5 separate regions of the Homo sapiens genome follow, and all the other regions are linked to region 3. A link is a loop called in an ENCODE intact Hi-C map of the cell type or tissue named here. Cell type or tissue: B cell. All regions are shown on one strand.

Region 1 (4,000 bases), 150 kb before region 3:
CCCTGGTAGTGGGTCCCCAATAGCAACATGCAAACCCACCATCCAGATCTGTTTCTAAGAACATTCTCCAGTGAAAGGAACCGGGCTCCCTGGAGAAACGGCTGATTCTAGGGCTGGGAAGAAAATATGCAAGATGAGTCTGGAGCAGCTTTAGTGCCAGAAAGTAAGGAAGGGCTCAAAAACATAACAAAAAATTATGGCAAAGGGAAACAGGAGCCAATAGAGAGAGCTCCCAGGCGCCAAAACTGGAACAATTTAAGCAACAATATAAATAACATAGTATTGGATTATAATGAAAAGTACAAAATAAATATCCATGAGTGCACACGGATAGAATAAATGACTGAATAAACCAGTAGCAGAAGAATTCCAAATAACTTATTACATACTGCCCCCTCAAGGAAGTGAAGCATAACTCCCCATCCCTTAAGTGGAGGCTGTGCATAGCGGCTATTCTGTGAGGCTATTCTCATTATTAGACTGGGGTTATTATTAGACTGGTTTGGGGGAGGAAAACCACAGAGGTACAGTGTCATTCTCAAAAAGTTATATCAAGAGAATATGCTATCAATATCAATATCACTTAATGTCAACCCTGATGGCCTAGTTAATTATTTGATCAGTCTTCTGTTGAAATTATTGTTGTTGTTAATTATTATTGTTGTTAATTATTTGATCAGTCTTCTGTTGATGAGCCTTGAGGCTTGAGGTAACGTCTGTCAGGTAATGGCAAAGGTAATGTTTATATCCAAAGGTAATGTTATCACCATAATGCTAACTATAACATTATAAATATATTTTTAAATGGCCACAATACCTCAGGGCCCTTGCATCATACTCTGCCGTGTGACTTTGCTGCTCCTCCCTGGGAGAAGTGATTTCTATTTCCCCACCTCTTGAATCTGGGCTGGCTTGTGACATGTTTGCACCAACAGAATGTAATGGATGTAAATTCACACCAGTTATACAGTCTCAGGAGGCACTGCATGTTATCAGATGTTGACGGACACATAGCCTGAACACCCCTCTAACCCTAGCTGATAGCCAGTCAACTACCAGACATGTGATTTAGACCATCCTAAATAAACCAGCCCCAGCTGACCCACCCTTTCTGATCCCAGACACAAGGAGCAAATGCAAAGTTAGCTGAGCTTGGCCCAGATCAGCAGTGCTACCCAGCTGACCCACATGAGCAATACCAAAAGCTTTCTATTTAAAGCCACTGAATTTCGGAGTGGTTTGTTATACCGCAATAGCTATGTGCCTCACTGGCACCTAGGCATAACAATGCATGTAGGTGCTTATTTGTTGTAACACACTGTGATTACAGAAGATTAGAAGCAGCCTCAAGGCTCATCAATAGAACACTGATCAAATAATTACAGGAGAGCCAAACAATGGAATATTATGCAGCTGTTCAAAAGAACGAGGCAGCCCTATGTGAATCAACATGGAACAAACTCCATGATGCATTTTTAAGCGAAGCAGCAAGAGGCAGAAGAGTATACAGAGCAAGCTACTATTGATCCTGTAAAATACTTGCATTTGCATGGACTGTCTCCGGGTGGGTACACAGAAACATGTAACAATGGCTGTCTCTAGGAAGGGGAACTGGGTGCCTGGGGAACAAGAGTGGAAGCGAGACTTCCTTTTCACGCTATCCTCTTTTTTATCTTTTGAATCGTGTAAATGTGTTATCCATTCAAAAATAAATAAAACCAGAATGTAAAAACTCCTATGCCTTTCAAATGCAGAGAGCCTTATTATTCTCTTTCCAAGACTCCCAAGATCCACCGGGACCAAAAAACAGCAGTCAGGGAACAATTCCGATTTTCCCTCCTCTCTCCCCCACAGCCCCCACCCGCGCAGAGCGAAGCTGGCTTCTCCGGTAAACCCCTGCTTGTGAGTTGCGCCCAGGCGACACTACCTCGCCTGCCACCGGAGGGCAGCGCGAGGCTTCCTTCCCGGGGAGGAACTGCGGCGAGACGGTGGTCGGCCCTGAATAGCAAGCTGGCTCCTAGATCAAAGGCTCTGGCATTCCGTTTTTGCGTGCATGTTTGTTTGTTTTCTTTCTTTCTTCTTCCTCTTCTTTATTTTTTTAAAGGTCTCGACCCAAGAACCCCATTCCAGGCAGTAGGTTCGCCAGCCATTGCTTGTGCGTCTTCGCGGAGAGAGAGGGGGGAGATGCCCCGGCGCTCCTTACCCGGCTGGATAAGACCCTTTGGGGAACTTGCTGCTTCGCAAGTCTTACTTGTGAGGACCCGGAGGGTTTGCCTTTGACCCCGCCTGTGACCTTAAGAAAACCCCTTTCTACCCTGCGCCTGTCCCACAGCTGGAAGTGATAATTTTAAGAATGAATTAAGCACTCGGTGTGTGACACTGCGGCACTAAGCACTTTCTGGACTGTGTTAGGCCCCATTTTACAGACGGGGAAGCTGAGGCCTCCAGAGGCGGAGTAACCTGCTCATGGTTACAAAGCTGGTCAGCGGCGGGCAGGATTTGAATCCAGGGTTCCCGGTTCCTAATCCTCTGCTTTTACCACTTAATTTATCCTGCCTCCAAGGGCTGCTGGGAAAAAGGCGGATTTCAAAGGAGAAGCAGCTAAGGAAAAGCTCTGGAAAGGGCCAACGGAGCGGATATTCCCGGAGCCCCTCTGCGAGCCACGCGCCCCTCTGGGAAGCCCGCTTCCCCCTGCAGACAGGCGCTGTGACACGCTTGCGCCCCGGTCGAACAGGCGAAGAGGCCGAGGCCCAGAGCGGCGCAGGGCGAGCCTGGAGGCTGCGCCCCAGACCTGGACCAGCCACGGACGCCGCTCCCGCCGCTCCCTCCGCTCCGCTGCGCTCCGCACGCTGGCGCCGGCTCCCCGAGGCCCCGGGCGCCCCGGCCGCACGCCTGGGTAAAAGGTCCCGAGGAGTCCGCAGAAGCGCGCCCACGCCCGAGACGGCCGTTTCCGCCGGCCTGGGAAAGGGGCGGAGAAGGGGGTCGCCCGGGCCGCAGCGTGCCGGTCCCCGCCGGCCGAGCCGTGTTTGGGGCCAGTCCCCGCACCCCGCTTCTTCCCCACCTGGGGAGCGGGGCGCCGCGGTAGGGGCACTGGAGCGCACGATGCACCCCGCCAACGAGTCCTTTCTGCAGACGGGGTTCCTGTTTTCATGCAAATGCCTTTGTTAGCGCACCGGGAACCAGGGGGACGGAACTGCAGCTGACGCGGGCTGCGCGCCGCTTTTCCGCCTTCGCTTGATTCGGCCTCAACGACTTAAACGCGCCGGGAACAAAAACGCCGGCGCCGCGGAAACCCTCAGGAGCGGCACGAGAAGCGCGGCTCCGCTGGGGTCCGCGAGAAGCGGTGCGGGCGGCCGGGCTGGTGCCTGCAGGCCCTCTCACCGCATCACCAAGGGCAAGGAACCTCCAACTGTCCCTCAGTTTCTCTACCTGCACTGGGATGTCCTACATAAGGAGTCAGCTCAGTGCCCGCATCTTGCTGTAATTATTTTGTCCAAGCACTGTGGGAGGCAGCGTTGAGGAGGCTGTTGTGGGGAGTTTGCCTGTCAGAGAGAAGAGGGAAATAAACAAGAAACATACAGACAAAATAATTTCAAATAGCAACAAGTGTTAATATCGTAGCAAACACCAATGCAGCGCTTATGCCAGGCTCTGCTCTATGCTATATGCACATTAGGTCATGTAATCCTCACTCCCTTGTACAGATAGGAAAATGCTGGTTGAATAATCTATTGAAGGGAAATAGGAAGTTGAACAATATGTGGAGAAACAGGTTGCACGATAGGTGGAGAAACAACAGGTTGCACGATATGTGGGGAACCAGGTTGAACAATAGCCTCAAGTGCGCAGTAGGTAGGCTCGGCACTTGAGAATATTGGGCCCAGCCTGGGTTTCGACCCAGCCAGTCCAGCCCCAAGTGGAAGCTTTTGCACACTCCATTACACCAGTTTTGGCTGTACTAGGAAGGATGTAAAGTGGTGACACGCCCAAGAGAGAGCTG
Region 2 (4,000 bases), 84 kb before region 3:
CCTCAGCCTTCTGAAGTGATGGGATTATAGGCATGAGTCACCACACCTGGCCAAGTGTGTTTCTTAAATGTTTTAATTCCTAACATGGTAACTATCAATAGATAAACTGACATAAACAAAATTCTTTGGGGTCCACAGTAATTTTTAAGAGTATAAAGGGGTCCTAAAACCAAAACATTAAAATCCAGTCTCATGTGATAACTTCACACTACACATGCCAGATGATTCACCTGGCGTCAATTCTTCACTTCCTCCTCTCCTCCCCCGACCGGCCATGACCTAGTTTGGACCCTGTGCTCTGTCCAAATGAGCAACTGAGGCACCTACCCAAGGAGGCCATGAGGATTCCTCCCTCCACACCCCTGAACAGCAGCTGTCTACCCTGAATTCTGTGGTTTCACTATCCTTAACGAAATTGTACTTACTCTGCAAGGCCCAGGGGCTTCTGCCTCCTGCAGGAAGCCTGGCTGACTGCCCTAAATGGAGCCCTTGGTCCTCTGAGCTCACACAGCACTGCCCAGTCATGAGGGCAGATGGCCAAGGCAGCTTCATCAGTTTTGCTTGTGAAAGCCCATCTTCTCACTAGACTGCACGCTGCCTCTGGCTTTGGGGTCAGAACAGAGCTGAACTGGGTCATGTTGGGCAAGTCGCTGTCCCTCTCTGAGCCTGTTTCCTTATCTGCAGAATGGGGTAATTATGAGACTTACTGTGCAGATCTTGTAAGGACTGGATGAGCAAATGCACTGGATTAATTTGCTAGCGCTGCCATAACGAAGTATCACACTCGACCAGCCGCTGTGGCTCATGACTGTAATCCCAGCACTTTGGGAGACTGAGGCGGGTAGATCACTTGAGGTCAGGAATTCAAGACTAGCCTGGCCAACATGGTGAAATCTCCTCTCTACTAAAAATACAAAAATTAGCAGGGCATGGTGGCGGGTGCCTGTAATCCCAGCTACTTGGGAGGTTGAGGCAGAAGAATGGCTTGAACCCAAGAGGTGGAGGTTGCAGTGAGCCAAGATCATGCCACTGCACTCCAGCCTGGGAGACAGAGTGAGACTCCAACTCAAAACACAAACAAAAACAAACAAACAAAAAACGAAGTGTCACAATTGGCTGTGATACTGGTGCTTCAAAAGAAACCAACCCTGCTGACCCCTTGATCATGAACTTCTAGCCCCCAGAATTGTGAGACAATAAATTTCTGTTGTTTTGTGCCATGATGCTTCACAATTAAAACCTCACTTAAGCATCACAATGACTTTGTACATCTGGTCATTTTGCAAATCCAATCAATCAATACTTATTGAGCACTTGCTGTGTTTCTGACACTACACTAGATACTGGAGACACAGTATAGAAGACAGACAAGCACCCGTCTCCCAGGGAACTTATGGTCTAGAGAGAGAAGATAGGGCAGGGCCTTGGGGGTCACTCTAAGGACTTTCGCTTTTCCTCTGCACACAATGCGGAGCCACAGGATATTCTGGTGCTTCAACAACAGAAGTTTATTGTCTCACAATTCTGGGGGCTAGAAGTCCAAGATCAAGGTGTTGGCAGGGCTGGTTTCTTCTGAGGCCTCTCTCCTCGGCTTGTAGATGGCTGTTTCTTTCTGTGTCTTTACCTGGTCTTCCCTCTGTGTGTGTCTGCATCCTAATCTCCTCTTCTTATAAAGTTGTCCTTATAAAGGACACCAGTCATACTGAATTAAGATCCACCCTCAATGACCTCATGTAATTAATTACCTTTTTAAAGACCCAATCTCCAAATACAGTCACATGCTAAGGTGTTGGGGGTTGGGGCTTCAACATATGAATTTGGTGCGGGTGGGAGAAGACATAATTCAACTTATATGGCATCTAAAACATTCTGCCTAGGGCTGTCAGGTGTAAGTAAGCTGTGCTTCTCTCTCCACTGCCACCAGAGCCTGGGGCTGCGGTCAGTGGCTTGGGCTGGGCCTTTAGAGCCTGAATAAATCGGTCATCAGATATGAGCTGCCCAGGGAGGGGACATGACCTCAGGCAAGACTGCTCTCCTTAACTGGGCAATCTCCAACAGGGACTTTGCTGCACCACCAATAGCTGGGCAGTAAGTCCTTCTTTCCTGAGGAGAGCTGGGCACCCACCCTGCCCCTTTACTCGCTACATGACCATGGGTAAGCTCCTTGCTTTCTCTGAGCCTCAACTTCCAAAACTGGAAAAAAAATAAAATGACTTGCAGAGGGATGATGATGAGATGGGGTCATTGCTGGTATTTTTATTTAGGCAACAATTTATTTTATTGAGCACCTAGTATGTGCCAGGCATTGTTCTAGGCTCTGGGGATATAGCAGTGAATAACATGGACAAAATCTCAGTTAAAGCTGACGTCATTACAGGGACTGCCAGGCACTAAACAAATAAGCAAGTAAAATACATAGCATGTCAGATGCTGATAAGTGCTGTGAAAAAGTAGCAATTAAACCAAGAAAGGGGAAGCGAGAGTGTGAGAGGCAGGGGTGCGGAAAGGGGGATGTCACAATTTTAAATAAGATGGTCAGGGAAGGCCTGTCTATGAAAAGATTTGGCAAGGTAAGGGGGCCCTCTAGATATCTCCGAGCAGAGCTTTGCAGGCAGAAGGGCCGTGAGCATCCCTGACGTGGTTCCTGAATGCACGGCCTGAGCTCAGTGAGCAAAGGGGACCTAGACTGGACATGAGGTCAGAGGAGTGGCCGGGGTCAGCCAGGGCAGGGCCTGGCAGGCCACTGTCAGAACTTCGGCTTTTCCTCCACATGCAACGTGGAGCCACAGGAGTCTTCTGAGTGCAGGAGGGGGCGTGACCTCACTTTGATTTTACTAACACAGGGTAACCCAGGTGACAAGCTGAGATTGCAGCCGGCTCCCCTGCTCCCACCTTCCAGCCCCGCTGGGCCCCACCTAGTAAGCCCTGCCCAAGCCGCCACCCCCTCTCCACACACACACACACACGCGCTCCATCAGTCCCACGCCTGCTTGTCCGTCAAGTCTCAGTCTAGCCCTCACCTCCTCCTTTGGGAAGCCAGCCCAGAGCCCCTGACCTGCCTCATCCCTCCCTCCCCAGAGAACCAGGAGGCAGTTAGGGGACAGGCCTTGGCAATCAAGCGCCAGATTCAAATCCTCCCTACTTAGAATCTCTGAACCTCAGTTTTCTTCATCTGTAAAATGGAGATAATAATAACAGACCATTAAAAACCCACCCTCAGGTAGTAAGTGAAATCCGAAGGTTCAATTGTATAAACTACACCACAGTACCATCACAGGGTCAATGAACAGCAGCATTATCAGCTGCTCTGTGTTGTCCTGAGAGCAAAGACATAAAGCTCACACCGCCCACCACTACCTGAGAAAGGTCCAATGGTCACAGGGCTTGTTTCCTAACCTCCCCCCAACCCCAGTCAACCCAAGACCACCCACACTTGAGAACAGGGGCTGGACCAAGGCTGGCTGCTCATCACCACCCAAGCTATGTTCACCACGTGACCACAGGGCTGTGGCATGGAGTGATGAGACATCCTTGGGTGTGTGCCTGGCACATTGCATGAGTGTCACCTGCTGCTGCTGCTGCACCCATCACGCCATGTAGGAGGATCTCCTTCCTCTTACGCTGCCTCCAGCCTATGAGAGGATGTAGGTAATGACTATGCTCACAAATATCACAAATGCTCGGTATACAGCAGGGGCTCAATAAATGCTTGTTAGAGGCAACCAGAGCACAGCCAGATGTGTGCGTGTGTATGTGCTGACTGTACCATTTTCCAGATGTGTGTCCCACAGCCCATCACTTTGCCTCTCTGAGCCTCTGTTACCTCATCTGTAAAATGGGAGGACTCATTCTTGCCTGGAAGGGTGAGTGGGGCATCCCCAGGGCTCCTGCGCCCCAGTCACAGGGTGAAGGTATGGCACCAATGTACCCAGAGGATATCTGGCAGGTGCACAGTAGACATAATAGTCCACATAATAGTGACAACCAGAGCCACCGTAGC
Region 3 (4,000 bases):
TGACACTTGATTTTTGCTTTCCAAGCTGACTCGACTGGGTAGCACCCTCAGAGAAATCTAACCGTCAGATAGACAGTCCTGGGTGAAAATTCCCACCCACCATTTCTATAATAGTTGTGTGACCTTAAGCGAGTCACATTTTGTGTTAGCTCTGCTCGCTTCACCTGTCAAATGGAGACGATGATACCTACCCCCAGGGCATGAGGAGTTAACACCTGTGCTGATGCCTGCTACCTGGTAGACACCTGATACCAAGGCCGCTGTGATTAATTTACTCTTTCCACAGCAGCTGTTGTTACACTGTTTCATTTTCAGTTTACATGCTCTTCACCCCACAGCCTGGGAGCCCTCAAAGATGGGGACTCGTTCCAAGTCAGCTCAGGCTCCCATGGTCAAGTCTACACCAAAAACCAGGGAGGCACTCAAATATGAGAGGGGGATGGAGGGAGGGAGGGAGGAAGGAAAGGAAGGAAGGAAGGAAGGAAGGAAGGAAGGAAGGAAGGAAGGAAGGAAGGAAGGAAGGAAAAGAAGAAGGAAGGGAGGGAGGGAGAGAGAGAAGGAGGAAGGAATAAGAGGGGAAGGAAGGAAGGGAGGGAGGGAGGAAGGAAGGAAAAGAGAGAGGGAGGGAAGGAGGAAGGAAGGAAGAGAGGGAGGGAGGAAGGAAGGAATAAGCAATTAAATTCTTCATTCTCAGGCTCCGGGCTTATCTGACTGGTCAGAGGAATGGATCAGTAGCCCCCATTCATTCTCCTCTTTCTGGAGTCACAACTTAGGTTTGTAGCTGTCTAATTTATTATTATATGGTGCAGTGCAGGGTAATTATACACTGTGGTATAATTTGTTATAACTTGGGCTGAGGCCTATAACTGTATAATTTATTATTATACAGTACAGTGTTGAATAATACGAAGAGTATATAATTTATTTCAGGCTTACGAGCCTAACCTGTAATCCAAATGCAGCATGCAGCCTATGCAGATGAGTTAATGTTTCTACGGAAACCTCAACTTAGATATTTCTTCATCTCTAGTTCCTTTCTTTGGGCTTCTCAGAACACCTGTGTTACCAAGTTCCTGGTACTTTTTGTTTGGTGCAAGACTGACATGTTGGGTAGCCCTGGCCCAGGCTGAACCGGTCTTGCATATTGGGTCATGGGAAAGAAGGGTCCAGAGCTGTCACCCTGCCCAGTGACAGTTGTCATCACAGGGAGGCCGCAGCTTGCCAAAGGTATTACTGGCAGCAGATACAGAACCATGACCAGAACCCCCATTTCTGGGTCCCCAGGAATGAGGAGGCTTGCCGCACCTCCATCTATTTATTAGATAACTATTCTTTGCTCCGTTCTCAGCACTGGAAACACATCATGGGACCAGGCCCCTCGTGAAGCTTGCATTCTGGAGATTAAGAGCCTCCGTCTCTCTGGTCTCTTGTTTCTTAAAGTGTGGACTCTAGACCAGCATCTTCAGCATCCTCTGGGAGCTGGTTGGGAGTGCAGCATCTTAGCCGCAAGCCTCACTGAGTCTGCATTTTCTTTTTTTTTCTTTCTTTTTTTTTTTTTTTTTTTTTTTTTGAGAGGGAGTCTCGCTCTGTCGCCCAGGCTGGAGTGCAGTGGCGCGATCTCGGCTCACCGCAAGCTCCGACTCCTGGGTTCATGCCATTCTCCTGCCTCAGCCTCCCGAGTAGCTGGGACTACAGGCGCCCACCACCACGCCCGGCTGATTTTTTTGTATTTTTAGTAGAGACGGGGTTTCACCGTGGTCTCGATCTCCTGACCTCGTGATCCGCCCGCCTCGGCCTCCCAAAGTGCTGGGATCACAGGCGTGAGCCTCCGCACCCGGCCAAGTCTGCATTTTCACAAGACCCCCTGGTGATTCATTCACACTGAAGAAGAACTGCTGGAGTTGCTGTATGATTTAGGGGAACCATTTTCTTCTCTACTTCCCTTCTACCCAAAATATATACCATCTCACTGAGTATTGAAGCGGAGTTCCTTTTTTTTTTTTTTTTTTTTGAGACAGAGCCTCACTGTGTCTCCCAGGGGAGTGCAGTGGTGCAATCTCAGCTCACTGTAGTTTCCACCTCCCTGGTTCAAGCGATCCTCCCACCTCAGCCTTCCAAGTAGCTGGGATTACAAGCCTGTGCCACCACACCTGGCTAAATTTTGTATTTTTAATAGAGATGGGGTTTCACCATGTTGGCCAGGCTGGTCTTGAACCCCTGACCTCAAGTGATTCACCCACCTTGGCCTCCCAAAAAGTGCTGGGATAACAGGCGTGAGCCTCTGTGCCTGGCCCCTTCTTCTTTTTTTTTTTTTTTTAAAGAACATGTATTTTTTTCTTTTACTTTGGATGCAGAAGTTCATTATGTACCTTTTGGAATTATAAAACAAAAAAATATATATAAAAAAATCACCCAGAACCCCACCATTCAGAAGTGACACTGTTAATATTTTAATGACCAATCCATCAGACTTTTTTATACATACATATACTTTCTTTTTACAAAATTTCGAGAAAAGATGCAATAGTGTTGTATTCAGGCTCAGAAAATAATACCCCAGAATCTGGCGCTTTGACGTGCTGAACTGAAGAAGCGGTTTCAAGGTCTCTTTCTGACCTTGCCCTGCCTCCCTGTCTCTCTGATCCTCTTACTTTCCCAAAGCACCAGGAGGGGCTGTCGCTGGAATTTTCTTATCTGCCTAAGAAAGCTTCTTTCCAAGAGAAATGCAATTTCTTAAAACTCCCCGTCCCTAGGAATCTCATCAAATAACCAGGAAAGATTAACCACTGGAAAAGAGACTAGATGTAGTCACCGTGCTCAGACAGACTTTCATTTGTTTTTCTGAGAGCAGCTCCTAGAGATCACCTGGGACGCTTCATCTGCATAGTAAGACAATCTTTGTTTACAGTGAAGGTCTGCCCCTTACCTTCCCGCCACCTCCCCCAGAGCTCAGAAGAATTTTGTCTCAGGCAGTTGTTCTTTAGGATCACTCATTTCCCCTAAAAAGTCACTTACTCCTATACCTCCCATTTCCCCTTCCCCGATGAAGAAGGGCATATAAGGGTTATTGGGTAATCATTCTCCTATAATTCCCCTGTGTTACTCACATTAAATAATTTATTTTATTATTATTATTATTTTTTGAGAGGCAAGATGTTCTTCTGTTGCCTGGGCTGGAGTGCAGTGGCACAATCATAGCTCAACTGCAGCCTCAAACTCCTGGGTTCAAGTGATCCTCCTGCCTCTGATTACCAAGTAGCTGGGACTGTGGACACATATCACCATGCCTGGCTAATTTTTTAAAAAAATTTTTTGTAGAGACAGGATCTTGTTTTGTTACCCAGGGTAGTCTCAAACTTCCGGCTTCAAGTGATCCTCTCACCATGGCCTCCCAAAGTGTGGAATTACAGGCATGAGCCACCATGCCTGGCCTTGTTAAATACAATTTCATATGCCTTTTTCTTTTACTAATCTGTCTATTATAGTTCGTTTTCAGCAAACCTTAAGAGGACAGAGGAGAAGCTTCCCTTCGGCCCTTACAATTGCACAGTGGCTCTCAAAACTGAGCATACATTCACCTGGAAGGGTTGCTCAAACATAGATTGCTGGGCCCCACCCCCAGAGCTTTTGATCAGGAGGTCTGGGACCAGGCCTGGGATTTGGCACTTCTAACAAGTTCCAGGTGATGTGGGGCTGCTGGTCCAGGGACCACACCTTGGGAAGCACTGGACTCAGTGTTCTAAGATTTCCTGAGCACCAGTAGTTGGAATCCAGCTCTGCCACCCACTACCTGCCCACAGGGAAGTTAGGCTGCCTCTCCATGATGCAACTTCTGAGTCCACAAGGACAGTACCTGCCTCATAAGATTATTATTATTATAAGGATTATATGAGTTAATTAGTAAAGCACACAAGAAGTATTAATTATGATGAATATGCATATAATTGTTTAATCAAGATTTCTTAACAATTGTTCAAAAACATTTTTCAAGTCATTATTC
Region 4 (4,000 bases), 110 kb before region 3:
GTTCTCCAACCCACTAATTTCATGCCATGCTTGGGGCCTTGGCACCCAATGTCCTCTCTACCAAGAATCTGTCCTGGATATCTGCAGGGCTTGTTCCTCCCCATCCTCCAAGCTCAAGTCAAATGTCTCCTCAGAGGAGACATTTCCTTGACCCCCTGGACTGAAAGCACCCCCCCACAACCCCACTCCTATCCTCCTCTATCCCTTTACCTAAATGTATGTCTTTCATAACATGTATTAATATCACTACCTGGAAGAATACTTTAGCTTTGTCTGCTGGCTACTCTGTTAGAGTGTCAGCTCTGGAGGGTAGGAATCTCACTTTTTCATGCCTCACAACAATGCCTGGCACATAGTAGGTGCTCAATGAATAGTTATCAAATAAATGGAGAATGATCTTATTGATGTATGATGCATACCTATGACACACATGTTATATCTGTGCAGATGTAAATATATGGGAAAGGCCTGGAAACATGTCCACCAACATACAGTGGTGAACCGGGGAGGAGGGTGGGCAAAGAGGATGGGGGAGTGGCTGTCAAGGGGCCCTTTCAGGGTTCACTGAGTTCACTCAGCTGCTGCATGCAACTCTTACCATGCAGATCATAGGTATGTGAGTTTTAAAAAAGAGCTCTGAGGTGATGCTATGTCCCATGTAGCGTCTATGAGTGATTCTCCCCAGCCTCCCAACTACCCTGCAAGGGCGTTGTTACTCCTACCCTTCTATGAAGCGAAGCGCATTCTGCATTCCCCAGAGTCACCGAGCTCCTGCTACACACCAGGCATGGTTCTGGGCTCGGGAGACACCAGAGTGAAGAAGCAATCCTGCTCTCATGGAGCTTACACTTCAGTGGGGCAGATGAACAATAAATAAATAATTAAAACAAGTCTGTTGGGGCAGGGAACAGAATGGAGAAGTGTACAGAGTGAAGGGGCGAGAGTAGAGAGAGCAAGGGAGGTGAGTGGAGGTTTGCAATTTAACAGCGACACCAGGAAAGCCCTCACTGGGAAGGTGACATTTAAGACCTAAAGGAGGTGAAGGGGTGCTCTGATTTTACTGTGTCCCCTAAAGCTCATGTGTTGGAAACATAATCCTCAATGCAACAGTGTTAAGAGGGGCACTTTAAAGACATGATCAGGTCATGAGGACTCTGCCTTCATGAATGAATTGACGCTGTTATCACAGGAGTGGGTTACTGACAGAGTGGGTTCCTAGGCCAGGCGTGGTGGCTCACATCTGTAATTTCAGCACTTTGGGAAGCTGAGGCAGGCGGATCACCTGAGGTCAGGAGTTTAAGACCAGCCTGGCCAAACATGGCAAAATTCTGTCTCTACTAAAAATACAAAAATTAGCTGGATGTGGTGTCAGGTGCCTATAATCCCAGGAGGCTGAGGCAGAAGAATCACTTGAACCTGGAAAGTGGAGGTTGCAGTGAGCGAGATTGCACCACTGCATTCCAGCCTGGGCGGCCGAGTGAGACTCTATCTCCAAAAAAAAAAAAGACAAGAAAAGAAAAGAAAGAGAGAGTGCATTCCTAATAAAAGGATGAGTATGACTCCCTTCTTCTCTCTCTTTCTTTCCCAACCCCTTTGTCCTTCCACCTTCTGCCATGGGATGATGGAGCAAGAAGGCCCTTACCAGATGCAGCCCCCCTGGATTTTGGACTTCCCAGCCTCCAACCCATGAGCCAAAGAAAATTTCCATTCTTTATAAATTACCCATTCTGTGGTATAGTGCTATAGCAACACAAAACGTACTTAGCCAGGGATTTATCCAGGCAAAGGCAAGTGCAAAGTCCCTGAGGTGGGCACATCCCTGGTGTACAGGAGCAATGGCCACCGTGGCTAGGACACGTTCTAGGGGGAGAGTGGTGGGCTTGGAATGGTGAAATCCCTTGCCTCACAAGTAGGGCAGCTGAGAGCAATATCTTGGGCCTGTCTGACTGTAAAGTGAAGCTTTTAACTGCAAAGGGCCTGACACTCTTTCTAGTGAGGAAAGCCAGAAAGGGTGAGCGTATGTTATTACCAGGCATTGCGCCAAACACGTTGGGGAATCACATGGGGGAAGCCCCCACCCTTCTGGGGCTGCTGCTGCCGTAGAGAGGAAGGGAAACTGAGAAGTCAGCTAAGAGCCTGAGCAGATACTATAAGAATCCATCGTGATTGCTGTTTTCCGTTTCTCTGTGTGTTGGTTGTGGAAGGAGTCTTAGCACGTGTACACACAGCATGTGCATTCCTACCTCTGAGTGTGTCTGCCTGAGTGTTTATGGCTGCATAGGGGTCTTGAGTCTGCTGCCCACAAGTTAAACAGTGGTTTACTTAGCCCTCCCCAACTGTGTGAATGCAAGTGTGCATGGGCATCTTCATCTTGTCTTTGTGTTTATACATCTCTGTGTTTATACATCCCTTGTCTTTGTGTTTATACATCCCTTTGTGTTTATACATCGTCTTGTCTTTGTGTTTATACATACCTGGGAAGGTATCCATGTTCATCAGGAGGCATGTATCCATGTCTGCATGTCCAAAATGAGTGTGTGTCATTGTGCATGTGTTTCATGGATCTGCACAGCTGTTAAGAGTTCTGTCTCTGTAGCCTGACTCCCTGGGTTGGAATCTAGGTCTGCCACTTACTGGGTATGACCTTGAGCAAATTACTCAACCCCCTCTCTGCTTCACTTTCCTTATCAGTAAAATGGGCATATTAATAAAACATACCTTATAAGGTTGTTGTGAGGATCAAACAAATGAATATATGTGGAATGCTCGGATTGATGCCTGGCACATACTAGGAGCCATGTGTGAGCCGTTGTGATGTTAGGGCTCTTTCTGCGTGCATGTGTCTGTCTGGGTCTATCTGGCTGACTGAGCACACTTGCCCCAGCTGATATGCCTCGTAGCATGCAAGTTGGCATGCCTAAGTTCACACCTTACCTACGTCTCTGTGTGCACAACCTCAGTCTTAGCCCCGCATGTGCAGTGCCCAGCCTCCTCTGCCTGACAAGAGCAAATGTGGCTGGCTGGGGTGGGGACTGGAGGAAGGGCCAGCAGGAGGGGGCTCCTGCCATGGCCTGGCCAGCTGGACTTTTCACAGCCCAGTGACTTTGTCCCTCTGATCGGCCAAGTGGCTAGACAGGCAGGCAAAGGAAGTGCCCCTCTTCCAGGCTGTCCCCGGCCTGTGCCATCTCTATCCCTGATCACAGGGATTGGGTTTACACGCCTGATGCCCCTCGGGATTGGGGGATCCAAGAGAGCAGAGTCAGGCCTGAGCCACCTTTGTGTCCCCACATCATAGCTGTCACTGTTAATGATGGCTAACACTTACTAAGGACTGGCTGAGAGGCAGGCACTGTATTGGTTCTGTATTGATACATGGTCTAACTTGCCAATCCTCATGCCATTTCCCTGAGATAGGTCCTTCCATTGTCCCCACTTCATGGGTTTGGAAACTGAGGCACAGAGAAGCGAATTGTTTACTTAACTCACACAGCTGGTAAGTGAAGAGACCAGAATCCAAGCTGATTAAATACATGTTAAGTGACCCAGCTCATTGAATGAGACACAGAAGAGCCATGTTTGGGATGGAGTGGAAAGATGGAGAACAAGGTGGAGAGTGGTTCTGGCAGAGGAAGGGGCCAGCTTGGCTCTCTGCAGGGGAGCCCTGGGAATGGGAAGGAAAAAGTGGATGGGGCCAGATGGTAGGGGTCTGGAAGGCCAAGTGGGGAAGCTTGCATCTGAGCTGGCTCTACTCTTCAGAGACCTGGCCACAGTGAGGTGCCATGGGGACCGGCCACCTGGATCCTTCATTGTGAATAAACTGGTGAACTGAGCCCAGGTCTCTGGGAGAGCTGGTAGCTAAAGGCAGACTAACAGAACAAAAGCTCTGCTGTCAGTCTGAGGTTGGAATCCCAATGCCCTCACCCCCTGGTCACTTCCTACTATGAAACTTCCATTTTCTCATCCAATTCAACTTGTTAAAATGGTTAAAGTCATCCATTAT
Region 5 (4,000 bases), 180 kb before region 3:
ATGGGCCCCATTGTCCAGATGCCAAGCAGGAGTCAAGGAAAGGAATCTTAAGCAGGGCTCTTTGAGGTGGGTATAACAATTGTCATTACAACAATGGAAAACTTGACTCAGAAAGGGAGTTGCGGCCAGGTGTGGTGGCTCACGCCTGTAACCCAGCACTTTGGGAGGCCGAGGTAGGTGGATCACCTGAGTTCAGGAGTTCGAGACCAGCCTGACCAACACGGTGAAACCCCATCTCTACTAAAAATACAAAATTAGCTGGCCATGGTGGTGTGTGCCTGTAATCCCAGCTACTTGGGAAGCTGAGGCAGGAGAATCACTTGAACCCGAGAGGCAGAGATTGCAGTGAACTGAAATCACACCATTGCACTCCAGCCTGGGCCATAAGAGCAAAACTCCATCTCAAAAAAAGAAAGGGAGTTGTTTTGTCTTAGGTCACATGGCTGGGGACACTGATCTGTTTGACTCCGACGTTTGGCCACCTCGAAACATAAGAGCCAGTCCCTGCTTCAAGGATGTGAGAGTCTAATCACGGAAGATGGGTGTAAATGGAATAAAACCCCAGGTCGGGGGACTTTGGGAACGCCCTTGTAGTTTAAATACTAATTGTGAGAACTAACTGGTATGGACCGATAAGACCACACAATTCAGGAAGAAATAAATATCAGAAATAGAGCATTTAAAATTGAGATTTGAGAAGAGACTTGAGATAACACTAAGCTTTGTATTCTCGGGCAGGATAGGAAAGAAAAATGCAGAAAAACACATTGAATTTTTGAACAGACACGCCTGCATTCTAACCCCAGCTATGCTGTTTGGAACCTCTGAGACCTTGGTCCCTGTGCTAGCTCTGGGCTCTGTTGTAGGATCAGATAATGTATTTGAGGATGCCTAGTGTGCAGTAAATGCTCTACGGGTGTCACCCAGTAGGAACAGAGACAGAGTGGGGAGTTCGTAACAGGTGAGGGTGCTGATGAAGGCATTTATGGGCCAGGTTGGGGAAGGATAGCTGCAATGCTTTGTTAACACCAAATAGAAAGGGGCCTAAATGCCAGAAAAGGAAGGGGCTGCCCTTCCCCCTGCAGACCACGGGGCCCCACAAAGCTGCATAGCGGAGCCATATAATCAAAAGGATGCTCCCAGGGGGTTAATGTTGCAGCAGTGGGCCAGATATACCGCATGCAGGCAAAAGAGAAAAATAAAAGAAGAAAAAACCAGCATGAGTCAATAAAGAAGTATCGTAACTTGCTTCTGATCAGAAAGGACCAGTTTTGAGTTTTTCAGCCAGACCTGTATATCCTGCTGGGTGAGTGTTTTTCTTCTCTCTGCTGGACAACAGACAAAAAGGCACGGGGAGACTGAAAGCTGAGTGGGATCATTCCTCTTAAGAATTCTTACAGCAGCCAGATAAGAGGCCAATTCCGTCAGGGAGAGAGAGAATGCGAGGTGGAGGGCCCTGGTGGGAAGATGGGCTGTTGTTGCCGGTCCGGCACCCTTACCCTGGCAGCGGCCTGCGCTGTAATACTCCGAGGCATCCACCCTCACTGCCCCCAGGGGACTGTCCTTTTTGACTTCACGTGGTTCTGGAGGGCTGTGGGTCCATAGGCTGGCTTACCCCTAGCTCACAAGGCCCGGCCGATCCTAATGACCTCCACCCACCCTCTCGGACACTGAGCGCCCCCACCGCCCAGCCGGCCCACTCTGGGCCAGTAATTCATTCTCCCGAGCTCATCCCAGCCTCTGGGCCGGTAGTTCATTCTCCCGAGCTCATCCCAGCCTCTGGGCCGGTAGTTCATTCTCCCGAGCTCATCCCAGCCTCTGGGCCGGTAGTTCATTCTCCCGAGCTCATCCCAGCCGGGCGGAAGGAGCGCCGCCCGCGCTCTCTGGGTCTGAACTGCCGGCCGACAGCTCCCTCTTGTGGAGAAAACGGTTTGAGGCCGCAAAGAGTGAGCGAGAGACGGAGGCAGAGATTCCAGGCGGCAAGGCGGGCCAGAGAAACGATCAGCACGGCCAACAGACGACCCACAAAATGGGAGAAAATATTCGCAAAGCGCGCATCCGACAAAGGTCGAAGATCCACAATCTATAAGGAACTTAAATAAACTAACAAGTAAAAAAATAACACCATTAAAAAGTGGGCGAAGGATGTGAACAGCTACTTTTCAAAAGAAGACACACCCGCGGTAAACAAGCATGTGAAAGAATGTTCATCGCTAATCATTAAAGAAATGCAAATTAAAACCACAATGAGATACCATCCCACACCAGCCAGAATGGCTATTATTAAAAAGTCAAAAAATAACAGAGGCTGTACACCAAACTGCCCCCAACACAGTTTACCTATGTAAAAACCTGCACATGGGCCCAGACCTAAAACCAAAGTTAAAAAAATAATAATAAGATAATATAAAAATACTCAAAAAAGAGAGAAAGTGAAGAGGACAAGGAAAAAGAGAAGGATGGAAGGAGAAGGAAAGTGAGGGGGAAAAGGAAAGGGAAAGGAGGAGGAGGATCTGTTTGACCCCGTGTAAGGGCCTGTCCTGACCCCATGTAAGGGTCTGTCCTGACCCCGTGTAAGGGCCTGCCCTGACCCTACGTAAGGCCGTGCATGGACCCTCTTTTCCAGCTGAATTCAGAATTCTGGCCTCTGTTTAAAGTTGCCATCCAGAAACTTTCAACTGTGCCAGTCTTGATTAATAGCCTTTCTAGAAGGCACTTTGGTGCTCAGCAGTCCTTAACCTCTGCCATTTCTTGCAGTCAAGTGTTAAGGTGGAGAACTTTCAACATCAAGAATGCATGGAATTAGGGAAGGGGAGTCCCACCCTTTCTTCTTGGGGAGGGTGTGGAGGAAGGCGTGAGAAGTGGAGTCTGGGGGCGAATGTGTGAGAGTTGTATCACCAGCTGCGGGTATCCTTCCTTCCTTCACCATCATCCAATGCCGCCCTGAGTCTCTGACCCTCCCCAGCCGTGCTGCCCACAGGGGATGTCCAGAGGGGCTGGGCCAGAGGCTGTACCCACCTTTCCCCTGCCTGCGCACCTGGGCTTGCAGGGTGACGTTGGCCTTGAGTGGGGGCTGCTCATCGTGGACCACCCAGCAAGCAAACTCACGCTCCTCCAGCGTGGCCTCTGCCTGCCACGTGTGCTCCAGAGAGTATGTCCCATCTGGATTTCTGGTGGCCTGAGGGGACGAGGGGACACCAGGGTCTGGATCATGCTCCTGTTCTCCATCCAGGTGAGTCGCAGGTGGGCGGGATAGAAGTGGAGGACGTGGCAGGTGAGATTCACTCTGTCTTGCACATGTACATGGGTCCCAGAGGTTTCAGTGGTGATCTTCAGGGTGGGGACAACTAGACAGAGGAATAGGAAGTAAGACCTGGTGAAATCAGCCCCTGCCTGTGGCCACCCATGCTTCCCTCTCCCAGGGAACAGCCTCAAGGTCTCTCGCCTTTTTTTAAAGAAATATTTTTTTCTTGTATGCGTAATGTAAAGCAAATAGGGCTAAATGTTAATATTCATTAAATATGGGTAAGGGTACCTGGGTGTCTGCTATATTCTGTATTTTTGAAATATTTCATATCAGAAAATATAATTTTAAGAATTAGTAAAAGGTGATGCCCATGACGACAGGGACTTTATTTTGCTCGTTGCTGCATCCCCAGCACTGAGCACAGGGTCTGGCATACAGTGGATATTCATTATTATTAAATGAATAATAAACATTTAAAAAAAAAACTGTAACAATGACATTAATAGAACAAAGATGTTTAGAAAGGGAGTCTGGGACCAGATAATAACAAGATCAAACATTCGTAAGTAAGTCACTGCATGCCAGGCACTGTTATGTGTGTTTTATAAGGAATAATTCATTTAATCTTCACAGGACAGCTATGAAGTAGGTCCTCATTTTTTTCCTGTTATATAAAGAAACTGGTATTAAATAGTCAAGTAACTCACAAGATCCCACAAGTTGTAAAGTGGCACAGCTAGGATTAAAACCCAG

What was found. Peaks named below come from ENCODE experiments on the same cell type or tissue, not always from the same donor. Only the 100,000 strongest peaks of a DNase experiment are listed, where the experiment ranks them.
Region 1: a loop joins it to region 3, with 11 times the contacts of the local background. A loop is called at or near these places in 22 of 110 quality-filtered maps.
Region 2: it touches region 3 in a loop (11-fold over the local background); 3 of 110 quality-filtered maps call a loop at or near these places.
Region 4: a loop joins it to region 3, with 11 times the contacts of the local background. A loop is called at or near these places in 3 of 110 quality-filtered maps.
Region 5: it touches region 3 in a loop (2.7-fold over the local background); 13 of 110 quality-filtered maps call a loop at or near these places.

What each region holds. Positions count from the first base shown.
Region 1 is chr20:1,800,551-1,804,550 of GRCh38, forward strand. No RefSeq gene overlaps it. Among named protein-coding and RNA genes, the nearest start is that of SIRPA, 93 kb to the right of the region's middle. RefSeq lists a silencer at 2,822-3,071. In B cell, CTCF peaks have their summits at 1,931 (motif pointing right) and 1,939 (motif pointing right); DNase peaks (open chromatin) are centred at 1,961, 3,161 and 3,841; H3K4me3 peaks cover 1,936 bases; H3K27ac peaks cover 1,858 bases.
Region 2 is chr20:1,868,555-1,872,554 of GRCh38, forward strand. LOC124904857 (a long non-coding RNA gene) reads right to left here. Exons shown (of 3, transcript XR_007067496.1): 3 at 2,237-3,632. Among named protein-coding and RNA genes, the nearest start is that of SIRPA, 25 kb to the right of the region's middle. RefSeq lists an enhancer at 2,314-2,473. In B cell, no CTCF peak of the experiment used is centred here; DNase peaks (open chromatin) are centred at 414, 2,497, 3,537 and 3,993; H3K27ac peaks cover 696 bases; H3K27me3 peaks cover 492 bases.
Region 3 is chr20:1,952,657-1,956,656 of GRCh38, forward strand. The region is part of intron 2 of PDYN-AS1 (PDYN antisense RNA 1); the gene reads left to right. Among named protein-coding and RNA genes, the nearest start is that of PDYN-AS1, 7.4 kb to the left of the region's middle. RefSeq lists an enhancer at 1,857-1,946. In B cell, no CTCF peak of the experiment used is centred here; DNase peaks (open chromatin) are centred at 275, 1,285, 1,395 and 2,005; H3K4me3 peaks cover 2,160 bases; H3K27ac peaks cover 2,254 bases.
Region 4 is chr20:1,842,824-1,846,823 of GRCh38, forward strand. No RefSeq gene overlaps it. Among named protein-coding and RNA genes, the nearest start is that of SIRPA, 51 kb to the right of the region's middle. In B cell, no CTCF peak of the experiment used is centred here; DNase peaks (open chromatin) are centred at 2,078 and 2,868; H3K4me3 peaks cover 385 bases; H3K27ac peaks cover 1,017 bases.
Region 5 is chr20:1,775,502-1,779,501 of GRCh38, forward strand. It overlaps the pseudogene LOC100289473. Among named protein-coding and RNA genes, the nearest start is that of SIRPA, 120 kb to the right of the region's middle. In B cell, CTCF peaks have their summits at 1,925 (motif pointing left) and 2,124; DNase peaks (open chromatin) are centred at 1,480 and 1,910; H3K4me3 peaks cover 951 bases; H3K27ac peaks cover 539 bases.